Regions from separate parts of the Mus musculus genome. Here region 1 is linked to region 2. Evidence: chromatin loops called from intact Hi-C (ENCODE). Cell type or tissue: heart. All regions are shown on one strand. Links, peaks and the distances in the headings refer to the core of each region. The heading gives the core; the rest is flanking DNA. Region 1 has its middle 21 kb from the start of Gm30782. Region 2 holds the start of Vamp8 (vesicle-associated membrane protein 8).

Region 1 (8,326 bases), core at 277-8,276, 110 kb before region 2:
CGCCCTGTCTAAAGTGCCCTCTTGGCTCAGTCAGCCAGTCTCCTGAACACCATTCTGGATGGGCTTCTATCGTTCTGACCACGCAGGGTGGCAGGTAGCCTTTGGGGAACGTGGATCAAATCCACATAGTTCCCTAAGACCCCACAGCACTTCCTGTGGTACATGGAAGAAAATCCAAACTCGGGTTGGAGTGGGGGAGTTAGTCAACAAAGTGCCAAGCGCAAGCACCGAGTTGGGTTCCCAAAGCCCGCAGAGCGAGGCATGGCAGCCAGCACCTGTTATCCCAGAAGATCCCTGCAGATCTCACGGGCCGGCAAATCTAGCCTATTGACAAGTGTCAGGGCAGTGGGGAACACTGTCTCAAAAAAGATGGCAGTGATTGAGTAAATAACACACAAGGTTGTCCTCTGTCCTCCACCTTCTGCCTAAAATACTTTCCCACACAGTCATCACCTTCCGTCTCCTCACCAGCTTCAGTGATCCAGCTCAGGGAGGGCGCCCACGCACCCTACCACCGCTCCTTGTTCGGCTCAGCTCCTAGGTTCTCATCACACTCTTTTCATGTTTACTTAGTCACTGAGTTGCAAGCTGTACAGAGGCCATGTCAGCCCTTGGTAAATATTTTTTGAGTGGAACAAAGACTGAAAGCAAAGGCAAGTTTCAAAACACAGTGTGTGAAGCAACTGTGGCTCAAGAGCTAGCAAAATATCCTTGACCAATTCTGATGACTGTGGCCCAGCCGCCTCTCAAGTTCCTCACATTCACCAGAAGCCATAGTGCCCCTAGCAGGCTGCGGGTTCTCTAGGAGGCTCAGCTTGGAATCTGTTCCCCACTGGAGCCTGACAGTATACTGGTGTGAGGCCTGCCTGGCACAGGTGCTGACAACCAGGCAGCCCGGAGGGGGTGGGGCAGGCAAAAGCTGCTGCCGTCGTGGTCTGTTGACAGCTCTCTAAAACAGTGCAAGGTAAAGGTTTCCAGTGCCCACAGATGGAGAAATGTGTAGAGAGCACATTCTAGAAAGTTCTCCCCACTGCACTATTGGTATCACCAACCCTAGCCTGGGATGCCTGGTTTCCAGTCTCCTCTGCACCCCCCTCCATCCTCACAGCTCACACAGATGCCATCCTTCAGTCCTCCCCATTCCCGACACTTCTGGGGGCATATAGGACATGGGCATGTTGTCCCCATTCTCAGAGACAAAGAGACTGTGGCCCAGGGAGGCTAGGAGTCTCTCCTGGGAGCACATGGGGAGTTTACAGGTGAACTTAAACAAAGTTAGAGACCCAAAGAAGAAAGGTTTGGTCTCTTCTTCCATCAGAATCCACACACAAGGGAAATGGTTAGGAGTCGAACAACCACTAATCTAATCCTCATTACCTAATCTCTGTCACCTGCTCTTGGGAGGCCGGGGAGAAGGACTCCGTGCTTCGTGGTTTGTGACCTTGGATTTAGAAGCACAGTAATTTAGCCTGGTAAGTGGCCTGCCTCAGCTGAGATCCCATGGAGCCAGCTCTTGTTTGGTCAGTCTTGTCTACCCATCTTCCTGCCCCTCCCCCACCACCACCCTGATTACGGGGCATGCCCAGTTCACTTACCAGACCTCACAGCCGACCCCACCCACCACACCCATCCCAGACAGCACTCCATCCTCATGCAATGAAGGCTTGAGGACCCAGGAACCCAAACTAACCTTCCTTGGTCTTGCGTTCTGAGCAGAGCTCCCAGCTCCCCTCAGTTGCCTGAGGCAGCCACCAGACAGGCCTGCTCAGGGGAGAAGGCTTCTGCCAACAGAGCAGGTCAGAGAGGACACTTAGAAGGGCTCCTTCTGGGGCTGCAGAAATGACCCTGTGGTTAAAGTGCTTGCCTGGAAAGTGTGAGAACTGGAGTTGAATCCCCAGGGCCTATGCGGTGATGGTGACGGCTCACCTGTAGTTCCAGCCACTGTAGGCAAAGCAAGCTGGCTGTTGAGATTAACCATGCCTTCAAGCTCTGCGTTTGATTGAAAGACCCTGCCTCAGTGAGTAAGGTAGAGAAGTGAAGGATGACTCCCAAAGTGCCCCCCCACGCACACACCAAGAAGGGAAGGGGAGAAGGGCTCCTACTAATTTGATTACAGCACGTGGGAAGAGTATACAGGTTAGGAGAGGGGGAGGACTCAGTTGACCAAATATTTGCCTAGCACACACAAATACATCCACACCACGTAAATGGGGCATGGTGGCACACATTTGTAACCCCAGCACTCCCCACCCCTATACACACAAAAATAAAAGTTTTAAAAAATTAGAGTTCACTTAAGACCAGCCTGGGCTACACAGCGACATCTTGCTTCAAGGCATAAACCAGTAGATCAGGATATCTGGTCTCGATAACCCAAGGCAAACGGTATTGACAGCTCCTCTGGGTGACACCAATGTGCCGCCACGTTGAGGGCATACCTCTCTCATTTAGATTTTTTCCAACAAAGAACTTGTACTGCCTGCAACTGATGGCCTATTGGCCCCGCATAAGCACCTGTGGTGTCTTACGTGGAGAGTGACCTTCTTTTGGTTAGTTATGTCTCGGCCCTAATTTCTCACTGTGTTGCCTAAGGGGGTTTTCATGACCAGGTCAGGACTTTTTTTTTTTTTTTCATAGAATTCTTTCCCTAGCTCAGGATTTCTCATCTTGGTATTGTTTCTGTGGGGAAATCAATCCAGTTTTTATCTTTTCCACTTACACCACCTTTTCCTAGAATATAACCTGCTATGAATTCGAACAATACCTGCTTTCTTTCTTTGCCTTGCTTATGAATGTGCAAGTGTGGGTGTGAGAAAAGCCAGAGTTCCCTGGGACAGGGCAGGGCCCCAGGCTTGGAACAGCTTGGGAAGGGGGTGGGGGTGGGCTGGGGTCAGTGCCCAATGTGGGGAGCTGGGCTATTCTGACCCTCAGCGGAGGGTGCCTCGCCCTTCATCAGCACCACCAGAGTAAGCTGTGCTCTGGGTGTGTGAGTACTGCTTCCATTTTTTTACCTCCTGAATGCCTTGCTGAGGTAGAATCCAGCTGACCTCCTGGGGCCTGCTGGCTTTGCAGACAGAAATGTAACTGCTGTGGGTGAGCTGGTGCTCCTACAGAAGGCCTGGGCTTGGTTCCTTGCACCCACATCGGGTAGCTTACAACTGCCTGTAACCCCAGTTCTAGTGAATCTTGGTGCCCTTTTATGGCCTCCAAAGGGATTTGCACCCACATGGGGTCCATGCAGACAACCAGGCACCCACCAGACATGTAAAGTACATATTTAAAAAGAAAGAAAAGGAAAGGAGGTGACTACAGACTCCTCTGTGCCCCAAGACTGTCAGGTGTCAGCTCTCAGAATCCAAGGCCCCGCATCCACTTCTGCTGGCAACCTCCAAATACCTCTAATAGGTCTGTAATGGAGGGGTGGGGTGGGGTGTGTGTGAAAGGCTGATGTCTATCCCCAGATCAACATTGTGTGTGGGATAACCAGGGCGTTTATGTGCCATCGCTGAGAGTTTGGTGTCAATGGCTTAGAGAACCAAAATGTTGCTCTTCAATGCCCCGCTTCAAGGCCAGGAGGATGGCTCAGTGCTTAAAACACTTGCCATATATGTCTGAGGGCCAGAGTTTGGGTACTCAGTGCCAATTCTGAGTGTCTGTAGCAACCTGCCTATAATTCTAGCCTCCAAAGGCAGGTTGGGGACCCCCAGACAAGATGGCGGGTAAGACAAATTATATCTTCAAAGCCCTGGGTCTGACTGGAAACCCCACCTCATTGATTAGGTAGGTATCTTAGTCAGGGTTCTCATAGCTGTGAGAAGACACATGACCAAAAGCAACTTGGGGAGGAAAGGGTTTATTTCAGCTTCTGCGTCCTAATTATCATTCATCAGGGCTAGAACCTAAGGCAGGAACTGACGCAGAGACCACAGAGGACGGCTGCTTCCTGGCTTGCTCCTCGTGGCTCATTCAGCCTGCTTTCCTATTGGGCCCAGGACCATGGGCCCAGGGTTGGCACCATCTCCAGTGAGCTGAGCCTCCCCACATCAATCATCAGTCAAGAAAATGCCCCACAGACTTGCCCACAGGCCAGTGTGGAGAGGACATTTTATCAACTGAGGTTCCCTCTTCACAAATGGCTTCAGTTGACATAAAACTAGCTAGGCCAGTGGAAGATGGGACCCAGCATCAGACTCCACCCTACACACGTACGGGCACACATACATACATACATACATACATACATAGAGAGAGAGAGAGAAGTAAAATCTTTAAAATGGCCTCCTAAAGGAGTTAGACATTTTTCTATATTAATTGTTGGCAAATAGATTGTAGAGTGTCTTCATTGGAATTCTATTTATTTGCTTGTCTTATGTTGTTGTTGTTATTGTTGTTTTGAGGCAGCATCTCATGTAGCACAAACTCAAACTTGGTATGTAGCCAAATCCTGATCCTCTTGCCCCAACTTCCCAAGTGCTGGGATTACACACAAATTCCAGTACACTTTTATGTAGGAGTGTTTTGTCTGCGTACATATTTATGCATCACATGCATGCAGTGCCCAAGGCGGCCAGAAGAGGGTATCAGATCTGAAATTGGAGTCTTGGGTGTTCATGAGCTGCCGGTTAGGGGCTGAGAATCAAACCTGGGCCCTCTGCAAGAGCAGCGGGTGCTCTTAACCCCTGAGCCACCTCTCAAGCCAGGAGTTTGGATCATTTGAAAAAGCTTTGGATGTGGGCATGCTCTGTCCGGAGACGGTAACTCCAGTCCTCCCCTGCTCTCTCTCCCTGAGGTGGTTTCCTTGCCCACTCTCAACCCTTAGTTCCCATTTTGCCTCTTTGGGCTGTAAAAACTGCTTCGGCCACCGAGGAGCTAGAAGGGTTACCCTTGTTCCTGTGGGCTTGCGTCAGCTGGCCAAGCCTGTGGCTCTCGGGGCCAGTCACATTTATTCCCTAGAATCGAGGACTGAGAGGGAGGATCTCTGTGTAGCTGGGAGCACGTTCTGTTTCCAGAAGGCCTTGAAAAGCTTAATGCAGCCTTGTGAAGAGGCAGCATTGGGGTCATGGATGGGGGTGATCAAAATGGACAACTTTATTTCCAAGGAATATCTTCGCCTGCTGGGAGCTGGGTTCAAAACCTTACTCTCTGGTTCCATGCATCTCTCTCCAAGTCCTTCTACCCCCAGACTCCCCGGGTGGTCACCTGCCCTCAACCAACCTCGATGCTCACTGCCCTCCTACCCACCTTCCTGGCTGGAAACGTAATCCAGGCCCTTGTTGTTCCACCAGGACCCTTTCTGCCCTCCTCCTCGGGCCCCCACTGAAGCTCAGAGCAGCCGAAGGGGAAAGAGCTGGCCTCCTCCGCACAACTTCCCAAGAACACGGAGTCCTCCACCCCCATCTCCGGTTCCCACCTCAGCACACCGCCCCCTCCGCGCTCAGTCCAGAAGTGCGTTAGGACACGTTTGAGTGGACCACTCATGAGAACCATGTAAACAGTGGTTTCCTCACATTCCTGTCGCCTTTGTTTCTTAAGACTGAAGAGTCTAAACTGGAGAGGTCTCCCTCTCCCTCCCCATTCCTTGGCTCTTGCTTTGACCTTGGGGTTAGGGATGTGGCTGGCCTGGGTTGCTGGACTTACACATGGCTGGTTGACTCATGGTCTCCACTTGCCTCTATGCTGGTCTAGGAGTAAGAATTGTCTACGTGACAAGACAGGGCCCAGGCTACAACAGCAAAGTTGCACCCAGGGTAAGTTCTATGCCTGACCATTGTGCTGCCCTGACTCCGCACAGCCGCAGCCACAGCCACAGATGGCCTGCAGGACAAGCCTTCCAGCTCTGCCCACAACTGTCCCAGCCAAGGGACCTGGCTTCTCTTCTAGGATGTGGTGTGGGTCTCAGGGGACGGATAGAACAATGCCAGGCCCCTTATCAGCAGCTAATCCCGGCCTGGCCGGCTCTGGGACTTCCCTTCTCAGAAACACCGGCGCTTATTTTAACACATGGCTAGTTCATGTCTGACTCAGCCCTAATTGCAGACAGTGAAAAGACAATTTCTCCCTAGAGCCACAGCCAAGAGCAAACACCTTCAAGTCCTCCAGAAATGGGCCTGGCTTCCTTCTGCCTCTGTCAGAGGGCTCCTGGTGCCACAAAATGGAGGAGCCAGCCAGAAGCAGAAAGCCCAGAAAGAACTCCTCAGCTTCCATCTCTTTCAGGGTTCAGATCACCAAAGTCCCGAGAAAGCAGGCTCCAGTTTAGAGTCACTCAGCCAGGATGGGATTCCTGGGCCGGTCCCTGGTGCCTATCCTATGTACTTCTAAGTACTAAGGGTGTGTGTGTGTGTGTGTGTGTGTGTGTGTGTGTGTGTGTGTGTGTGTGTGTGTGTGTAAGAACTCTCAGACATTGTCCTTGAGGTTTGTCTCTGTTCATGTTTCTATTCTATACTTTCTTAGGACTTGTTTCCTCTCAGGGATCAAGTGGGGTACATCACAGCAGCAAGAGGGGGTCTCAGGTGCCCCAGGATTGACTTTGTCTAGAAGGGGGAAATATCATTAAGTTGGAATCTCCAAGTAGGCTGGGCACGGTGGTACAAGCCTACAATCTTAGCACTCAGGAAGTGGAGGCAAGAGAGTCAGAGGTTCAAGGTCAGCCTCAGCTACATAGTGAGCTTGAAGCCTGAGATACACGAGACCCAGTCAAAGGAAGAAAGAAAGGGAAGAAGGGAAGGAGAGAAGGAAGGAGGGAAGAAGAGAACCTCCAACCTAAAACAACTTGCTTAGGTGAGCAGGATGCAGGGGCACAGGTGCCAGTGCCCTCCAAGGACATCTGCAGCTCTGGAAATAGAAACCTAGGGAGGAATGGCCTCCAGAGCACGGCTCTACTCCAGGTTTCAGTGAATATTTGTACCAAACTCTAAGTGGGGAACAGGACTGGAGATGAAGCTTGGTGGTAGTATACTTGCCTAGCATGTACAAGGCTAGGGGTCCAAACTTTAGCACATGCACAGAAAGAGACAGAGACAGACAGAGAGACAAAGACAGACAGAGAGACAGAGGTGAAAATAGAGACAGACAGACAGACAGACAGACAGACAGACTCGGGGACTGCCTCTCAGTGCCCCCAGCTCAGTCCAGCACCTTGTTCTGATTCTTGTCATCTCAAACCCAGACTCTGGAAGCAGCTATTTGTGGTCAGAGCCTGTGCCTAACTTAAACTGCAGGATTTGGAAGCCAGAGAGTTCCTTGGTGATTCCCTCTGTCTAAAAGGGCTAGTTAGCCACTAAAGCAGTAGGACCCCTGTTAGCTGACATAGCCTGATCGAGAGCTATGGACACTAGTCCCTGGAACGATAGCACTGGGGGACCAGCCTGTGACAACAGGAAGTTAATGCCTGTGGCCCTTAAGACCAGGCTTTTCAGATCCCCGAAAAGTAGAAATAGAAGCCAGAGCTGCTGCTGCTGCTGCTGCTTCTTCTTCTTCTTCTTCTTCTTTTTTTTCTATTATGGTCAGAAGATTCCAGAACTAGGACAAATTTAATCCACATAATGTGTGTTCTGCTCTTCAGTCCAAAGATCAAATGGGCCTTCATTATCTGACTTACCGAGTGCATAACCAAATATTTCCCTCTTTTCTACCTTGAGTTGTGATAAAGGTCAACATTAGGTGTTTTTCATTAGCTATGAAGATGGGAGAGAAGAGTAGAAACTCTAAACTGATGTTTAAGGGGTCTGAGCTTCAGTAATTAAGACATAGCTTACTTTGTAATTATGCCCCCCCCCACACACACACACACATATGCGCACACACACACTATTCTGGTGTGGTCTTTTGTTATTGTTATTGTAATATTTGGTTTGGTTTGGGGTTTTATTTTAAGATAATCTTGAGCTTCTGATACTTCCTTCGCCTCCTGAGTGCTGGGATATCAGGCATGTGCTGCCACGCCCAGGTCTGTGAACTCCCGATTACACCTACGGCTCGAGGGCAAGCACTTTACCGACTGAGCTACAACCCCAGCTTCACACAGTATCTTTTAAAGGACATCTATATGTATGCTTGCTCTTAATATTTTTCCATTTTCAATAATTACAAACATTAAAAGACATCACACATGGGGCTGGTTCAATGGTTGAGAGCACTGGCTGCTCTTCCAGAGGTCCTGGGTTCAATTCCCAGCACCGACAGAATGGCTCACAGCCATCTTTTAACCCCAGTTTCGGGAGATTTAAGAGCACTGCACACACATGGTGCACAGAATTATATGCAAACAAAACACCCTACACAGAAAAGAAAATAAATGTGAAAAGAAACAACCTTTTAAAAAATCAGA
Region 2 (8,326 bases), core at 197-8,196:
AGTCTTATGTCCAGTCTCCCTTCTTTTTCTTGCCCCTGCACTAACCTGCATACTAAGGGGTCTTTTACAGATATATGCTCACAATTGGAGTTTGTTTGACTGGTAGAGAAATCTGGCCTTTGGAGCACAGACCCACAAGCTAAGGGGTACAGGAATGTGCTCCAGATGGGCACATGTCCTGGCTCAATGATACTTTGCTTTGTCTTCTGAGTTCTGTAGAAGCTGAAGGAAGAACCAAAGCACTGCAGAAACTTAAAAGAAAGAGCTGGGCGTGGTTGCGCACGCCTTTAATCCCAGCATTTGGGAGGCAGAGGCAGGTGGATTTCTGAGTTCGAGGCCAGCCTGGTCTACAAAGTGAGTTCCAGGACAGCCAGGGCTACACAGAGAAACCCTGTCTTGAGAAAGAAAGAAAGAAAGAAAGAAAGAAAGAAAGAAAGAAAGAAAGAAAGAAAGAAAAGAAAGAAAAGAAAGGAAGAAAGGAAGAAAGGAAGAAAGGAAGAAAGGAAGAAAGGAAGAAAGGAAGAAAGGAAGAAAGGAAGAAAGGAAGAAAGGAAGAAAGGAAGAAAGGAAGAAAGGAAGAAAGGAAGAAAGGAAGAAAGGAAGAAAGGAAGAAAGGAAGAAAGGAAAGGAAAGGAAGAAAGGAAGAAAGGAAGAAAGGAAGAAAGGAAGAAAGGAAGAAAGAAAAAAGCCTCCTGCTTCTCCAAGTTAATACAGACACTAAGTCTCCATGTGCCCAGCTTATGCTGCAGGAGGCACTAGATTCCAAGATAACCCAATGGACCCAGGAAGCCAGTGTACTCCACAGCAAGTGAAAACTGAGGCCCCAGCCTTGGTTTGTGTTAGACTTTCTTCTGCCCTGAGCAGCTTGGCCTCAGTCCATGGCAGCAAAGAGGAGGTCTAAGCAAGATGTGTGGGAGATATTATTTTGGCCTTTGCACACAGGGATCCTGGGGTTAAAGGATTTCATTGGTCTTCCCAGCTGTGCTTTAAAGCGGACTCAGCAAGACGCCCCCCACCAACTTCCAGCCTAATTACACCTGGAGGGAGAATGCTGAAAGGCCAAGGGTTGCCCGGAACTCATAACTTTGCCTTTGGGACATCAACTCCAAATGGTTGCCAAGGGCAAGCTTTGAGACAAAAATCAGTTTCATACCCCAATGAAGCTTAGGAATGGAGCAGTTGACTGAACTGTCTCAGAAATGGCTCTGTGGGTGGGCCCCTCACCCAAGCTCAAATCCAACCACTCACTGGGCTCTCTACCAGCCAGCAGAGTAGCAAGGAAGCAGAGGTGGAACCTCAGCCATCTCCTGCATAGGCAAAAGGGCAGTAGACATGACAGTCTGCAGTCCCTTCTGTTCACTTTGCCTCCCCACCCAAACTTCTCCCCCTCCCCGAGATCTGCCCCCACCAACTCCCAGTTTTCTCCCAATCTCACCGTGGCTTCCAAGTCCTCTGTCTTGTTTCGGAGGTGGTCCAGGTTCTCCCCTCTGGCCAAGATCCGCTCCACATTCTGGGTCATAATATTCTTGACTCCCTCCACCTCACTCTGCAGGTTCCTAACTCGGTCATTTCCGGCACTCCCACTGGCCTCCTCCTGGATGTCAATAAGGGGTTAATTAGGCCGGGCAGCAGAGGATCCAAGAGGCCAGAGGAGGTTGGAAGAACTAAAGTAGATTTTAGCCGTTTCTGATGCTTCAACTGTTTACCAGGAGAATGTTCTACGTAAATGTTCACTTCGATGCAAGCACGTTTATATCCCAGATCAGCCTCGGGTGGTCAGGTGTCACTCCTCCCTTGTTTTTTCCCCCACAGGCTGGGTCTCCTGTTGGCCTGAGGCTCTGAGATTAGAGTGGACAAAAAGCCCCAGGGCTCAGCCTTCTCCACCACCCTAGCACTAGGAGCCACCTAAGTGCTTGCTTGCACCACCACACCTGGAATTTTTTTCCTTCTAAATGGGTCTAGGGATCCAATGCAAATCTTCATGCTTGCGTAGCAAGCCCACTGAGCCACCTCCCCAGATTTATTTATCTGAGGCAGGTTCTCATATAACCTAGGCAGGCCATAGGCTTCCTAAGTAGGATGGCCTTAAACATCTGACCCCCTGTCTCTACTTACCCTGGGCTGGGATTCCAGGTGTGTACCATTATCCTTGTTTTATGAGGTGCTGGGGATGAAACCCAGAGCTTGACGCTTGCCAGGCAAACACTCTATCAGCTGAACCACATCCTTAGTCTGTCATAAGTGCATTGTGTGTGTGTGTGTGTGCTGGGGAATATACGTGTATGCACATGCCACGGCACGCATGTGGAGGTGAGAGGACAACTTTCATGAGTGGATTGTCTCCTCCAGTTGGATGGGCAGGAGAGAGCAGGATACTGAATTCAGGCAGGCAGGCTTGCTCTGCAAACACTTGTACCTGCCCAGCCATCTCGGCTGCCAGCCATGTAAGTGCATTTTTTAAGTCCCAGAAGATGAGGTTTGACCCTGGATTCTCATCCACCTTCTTTGGAGGATTTTCAGCGTGACAAGGAAAAACAAAAAAAAACAAAAAACAAAAAACAAACAAACAAAAAAACAGCACACGACTGCCCCTGTCTTGACTCCACAAAGAGGGTCAAGGAGAAAACCCAGCTGACGTTTCCTCAGCAGAGCACAGCCAAGAACTATTAACTGGTTCCTGTAGCCTCCCTCGGCTCAATCCTAGTGGGTTCTCTCTAAAACTGTGAGAGTTGACCAGCAGCACACTCTTGCCCGGCCCAACCCAAATAAATGCCCTTCTCCAGACAGCTGTTGGTGAGTTCTGGTTCCAGCCTACTGGGCAGTGTAGCCCCGGTTCAGTGGATGTGGCCCCCAGAAGGCATCATGTGCCGTTGGACCATATACTTCTGCTTTCCCCACAATTTAACGCCTGGTAGGCCGCACACCACCGCCTGCTTATGCAGATATTAATAAAAGTCCTTCCTGCTGCGGTCGCTCTATCCAGGAGGCCTCTAGATAAGGCTTTTGAACAAGGAGGGAAGAGGCCTGACTCCTCCCTTAGGGACCCAGGGGGCCTCAGGTACCGGCCACGGGTGTGGGCTGAAGCTAGATTATCGGGAAGAACCGCCATCTGGCTGCTTTACAAACCCTTGGCACTGTTGCTAATGTTTCTAGAAAAGGGTGGTGCTTTTGGTGGCCAGGCAGATAGATCCTCTGGGTGTCTGCATAGATACAGTGCGAGGGTAAGGGGGAGAACTCCAGTCCGCGGGGCTGGAATCTGAGCCCCAAAGAGCAGGAACGCTTGTGGCCCGGTAATGTCACAACACCGGGCTCAGGCCCAGCTGGAGGAGGCGGAGGAGGGGGAGGGCGCGGCGCAGCAGCTCGGCTTGGAATTTGGGTCCCCCAACCCCCACCGAAATCCTGATCGGATCCAGCACCGAGGTCACGGGAGGAAGGAGGTGGAGAAGTGTCAGGAACCCCTGGCCCGGAGTGCGGAGCTATTTGTGGAGGAGTTGTCAAAAGTAAGGAGACAGAGGCAGCGCTGGCCCAACCCCGCCAGCCCTCTGACTGCCGCCAACTTACCTTTCTCGACACAGGCAACCCCCAGGCCCGATCCCCCTCTGGCAGCTGCTCTAACTCGCTCTTTTCTTGGTCCCCACGTCACTCACCATGTCTCGGAGCACTTGGGCCTCTCAAAGCAGAACTTCGCCTAGTCTGTTTCCACCCAAGGCAGCCACAGCTTCACTTCCTGCTTACTCCAACTTTCAGCCCGCCTCCTGACCATCCCGCGACTCCAGCCACTCCGGCTCCTGCCACACACGTAACTGCAGGTTTCTCCAGGTAGGCGGCTGCCCTCTGCTGCCGTCCTCCTAGTCTCCTCCCAAACAAAAGCTTAAGCAACAGGGTTGGGGGAGGGGGGAAGGAGAAAAGAAGGATCAACAGTCCTCCTAAGTTTTCAGAAACTTCTTTTATGCTTCAAAGAAGTAATTCTAGTTTTTCAGGGACTTACATTAGCATTATTTAGATAGAAACGAATGTACAGGCGAAGATACCTTGTTGGGCAACCTTTGTCCCCAAGGGCCATCCTGTATGAGAAGAGAGCTCTAAGATCCCCCAGAAAACGGGGGCTAGGGAGATGGGTCAGCAGTTGGGATCACCCGCTGCTTTTGCAGTAACCCAGGTTCAGGTCCCTACACCCACCCCTGGCTGCTCACAGACACCTGTATCTGCATCTCGGGGGGGGGGGGGGGGCAGGGGCGGTCCAGATGCCCTCTTCTGGCCTCTGTGGGTATGTGAACATACGTGTGCATACATACACACACATACACATAATTAAAGTCTTTAAAATCTCCAGGAAAATTCCAAGTTGGCCCTGGGGGTGGGATCTTTGTCCCCCTCTAATGTTCTTCGGGTGCTAAGGCTGACCTCAGGCAGTGGGAGGAGTGCAAACAGCAGGGGCAGGGCACCTTATCCTTGTCACAGGACACAGGACAGTCGGGGAAATGGCTCACTCACCAGCCCCTCCTTTCCTTCTGGAGTTGAGCAGTCCTACACTTCCTTCCAAAGGTCACCGTGGGGGTTGGTGACCCTGGTCAGTTGTCAGAGGGTTGTCAGACAGATTAGGATGGGGGCCTAAGAGTAAAGGGTTTTTCCACCACATGTGGCTCTCCGCCAGAGAAAATCTGCTCTTCTCCGGATGGAGTTTGTCAAGACAGAACAATAACAGGGCAGAAAGAGAACAGACATTCTTTCCCACCCCAGAGTAAATAACACCGTCAAGGAGGAAATCTTAGCTCCTCCAACAAATAAGAGGGGTTTTGTTTTGTTTCATTTTGTTGGCTATAATAAATTTAGAATCCCGGAATCATTTTGGGACACTTATGTGTTTTCCCTCGTGCCTGCTCAGGCAGCCATGGAGGAGCTATATCTACAAACACTGCACGCTTAGTTTTACAGAAGCAAATTAAAGCAACTAGTAACACTTTAAAAAAATCTTTAAAAATTTTTTTTGTTGTTGTTGGTTTTTTTGGGTTTTTTTTTTGGGTTTTTTTTTTTTTTGTTTATTTGTTTGTTTTTTTTTTCCGAGACAGGGTTTCTCTGTATATCCCTGGCTGTCCTGGAACTCACTTTGTAGACCAGGCTGGCCTCGAACTCAGAAATCCACTTGCCTCTGCCTCCCAAGTGCTGGGATTAAAGGTGTGCATCACCACTCCCGGCTAAAAGTTTTTATCTTATTATCTTTAAGTGTGTGTGTGTGTGTCTGTGTGTGTGTCTGTGTGTGTGTGTGTGTGTGTGTGTGCCTGAGGGCAGAGGGGTTAGGTTCTCTGGTGAGTTGCAGACAGTTGTGAGACACCTGATGTGGGTGCTGGGAGCTGGACCCTTCTATGCAAGAGTAGCACGTGCTCTTAGCTGTAGAGCTCTCTCTCTAGCCCCTAGTAACACCTTAAAGCGGCACAACTCCTTTCCTTTCCTATAAAGCAAAAGAAAAATCTAGAATAAAGAGGAATGAGATCACAACAGAGAATGTCTGTACTACACTTGATCTTAGGCAAAAGGTCAAGAGGCCTTGAGAATGTCCCCATCCTGCTGATCAAGGGCTCAGTGGTCACAAAGAAAGAACTGGGTCCTGGAGAGATGGCCCTTTGGTTAAAAGCATGTATTGTTCTTCCAGAGAACCCAAATTTGATTCCCAGCACCTGGGTCAGGCAACTCATTACTTGTAACTCTAGCTCCAGGGATCTGACGCCCTCTTCTGGCCCCACAGACCCTATTCATACACACAAACACAGACATACATAGTTAAAAGGTAACAGTAGCTGGGCAGTGGTGGTGCACGCCTTTAAACCCAGCACTTGGGAGGCGGAGGCAGGCGGATTTCTGAGTTCGAGGCCAGCCTGGTCTACAAAGTGAGTTCCAGGACAGCCAGGGCTACACAGAGAAACCCTGTCTCGAAAAAAACAAAAAACAGAAACAAAAAACCATAAAAAAAAAAAAAAAACTCTATATTTTAAAAGATTCATCTTAAATCACAAGGAGGTTTATAAGACAGAACCTGCCTGGGCCAGTGTGGTGACGAATGCCTTTAACATCTTGGGAGGCAGAGGCAGGGGGATCTCTGGGAGGCCAGCTAGTCTACAAAATGAGATACAGGACAGGCAGGACTACGTCTCAAGACCCTGTCTCAGTGTCGAAGGCTCTCTCAGTAGCAACAGAGTTTGCCTAGAATCGCCAAAGCCCTGGGTTCTGTCCCAAGACCTCCCACCCCCAAATGCTTGCTCTGTTCTTTTGCTGCCCAGTACAACGCTGACTCCATACGGCCAGTGAGCTCTCCCAGCGCTGCTAGTGAGAACGGAGGCTGGAAAATGCACAACAGATTACAGCAACTTAGTTCGAAAAGAAGAACGCTACTTTCATAAATGTCATGAACGTTTTACAGCCTTGTGCAGTGCTGCTCCAGAACTCAGGAATCTGAGCCGGGGCAATCACACATTCAAGGCTACCTTGGGCTACAAAGCCAGACTGTGTCTCCAGTCAATCATTCATCAATCAATCAGTCAGTCAGTTAATCAATCAGCCAGTCAGCCACATTTTCTTTCCTAGCTGGAAAGAGAGTCCAGTGCTCCCTGCAGTGCCAGAGGAGCCCTCGACCTCCCGAGCCACATTCACACTGCACCTCCAGCCTCTCTGCTAGAAAATGTAAACTACACAACTAATAACAACTTTACTCTTTTGTCTTTGGATTCCAGTGCTGGGGGAACCCAGGGGTTTGTGCACCATTAGGGAAGAATCTACTGTGGAGCATAGCCCCAGTCTCATTCTGTTTTTGTTTGTTTGTTTTAAGGACTTAAAGATGTTGGAATCCTGGGACTGTTGTGAGTCACCTGACATGGGTGTGGATGACCAAACTCAGGTTCTTCTGCAAAGGCAGATTGTACTCTCAACTGCTGAGCAACCTCCCCAGCTTTCTCTTTGGATTTTTATTTTATTTTATTTTATTTTATTTTATTTTATTTTATTTTATTTTTTGAGATGGAATCTCATAACGTAGCTCAGGTGGCCTGGAACATGATATGTAGTCCACGGCGGCTCAAACTCACAATTATCTTCCTCCTCAGATTCTAAATTTGGGGATTACAAGTGTGAGCCAAAATGTCCAACTGTCCTTTTTCCTCCCTCCCTCCCTCCCTTCCTCTCTTTCTCCCTTCCTTCCTTTCTTCCCCCTTTTCTCCCTCCCTACCTCCCTTCTTTCCTTCTTCCCTCCCCCATTTCCTCCCTTCCTTTCTTTGCTAAGGACTGAACCAAGAACTCTGAGGTAGACTCTGGGTTGGGTGTGACCCACTCAGGTTGTTTTTCTGTGAGGTTTTTGTTTCTAGAAAGAAGAGGTTTTTGTTTTTGTTTTGTTTCTAGAACTTCAGAAGAAATTAAAAGCTCAGTGGCTTTTCTGAGCCTGGGTTGTTACAAAAGTGTGATTTTTCCCCCCTTGAGACAAGATCTCATGTAACCCAGACTGGCATGGTACTCGCTATGTAGCTGACAACGATCCTGCTGTCCTCAGCTCACTGGTGCCCGGCTCACAGGCTCACAGGCTCACAGTACCATACTTGGGAGTGGGAACTCACCTTTGAGTTACAGTCCCTTTGTAAGGAATGAGGGAATAGGCTGGAAGCTGTGGCTGGAAGCTGTGGCTGGATGCTGTGGCTGGATGCTGTGGCAGGATGCAAGCCATGGCAGTGTGTTAAGGATGCTCTCAGTATCTAGTGAATTGGGCTTGGGCTTGGGCTCTCCTGATGTATGTGCTGGGCAGCTTTGGGCAAGTTTTCCTCTGGAACTTTCAGTTTCTGGTTCCCGAAATAGGAATGAGAATGAAGGCTACTTGCAAAGTCACGTTTTATGCCAGCATATGGCTCACTCCTGTAATCTCATCCTGAGAAAGCCAAGCAGGAGCCAGCCTGGACTACACGGTGAGCTTGGCGCCAGCCTTGGCTAACAGAGTCTCAAAAAGAAAAATGACAATAAAATAAAAAGTCAGGCATAGCACGACACTCCCATACTCTTTATACTTGGGAAGCAGATTGAACATGATCAGGAGTTCAAGGCCAGCCTCAGCTATATAGCTATAGACAGAATCTATCTCAAAAACAAAGCAAAACAAAAGCAAGTAAGAAAAAAAAACACAAGTAAGAAAAAAAAAGAGAGAAAATGGAATGAGGAACTAGGAAAGAGGGATATTGCAGTCTGAAGAGGCAGCTAGTTTCAGCTGGCTGGGTTATATGTCAGGACTTCATCTCTAAAATGAACAAAGAGAAGTTGGATGTAATGGTTCATGCTTTTAATTCTAGCAATTGAT

What was found. Hi-C counts contacts between places; a loop is a spot of excess contacts. Peaks named below come from ENCODE experiments on the same cell type or tissue, not always from the same donor. Only the 100,000 strongest peaks of a DNase experiment are listed, where the experiment ranks them.
Region 1: it touches region 2 in a loop (3.0-fold over the local background); 12 of 42 quality-filtered maps call a loop at or near these places.

Annotation. Positions count from the first base shown.
Region 1 is chr6:72,271,763-72,280,088 of GRCm38, forward strand. No RefSeq gene overlaps it. Among named protein-coding and RNA genes, the nearest start is that of Gm30782, 21 kb to the left of the region's middle. In heart, for the core only: a CTCF peak has its summit at 4,576 (motif pointing right); DNase peaks (open chromatin) are centred at 5,359 and 5,939; H3K27ac peaks cover 6,437 bases.
Region 2 is chr6:72,386,827-72,395,152 of GRCm38, forward strand. It overlaps Vamp8 (vesicle-associated membrane protein 8), which reads right to left and starts at 3,841. Exons shown (of 3, transcript NM_016794.3): 1 at 3,648-3,841; 2 at 1,436-1,594. The coding sequence starts at 3,650. In heart, for the core only: a CTCF peak has its summit at 4,326; DNase peaks (open chromatin) are centred at 3,385 and 4,535; H3K4me3 peaks cover 2,728 bases; H3K27ac peaks cover 3,811 bases.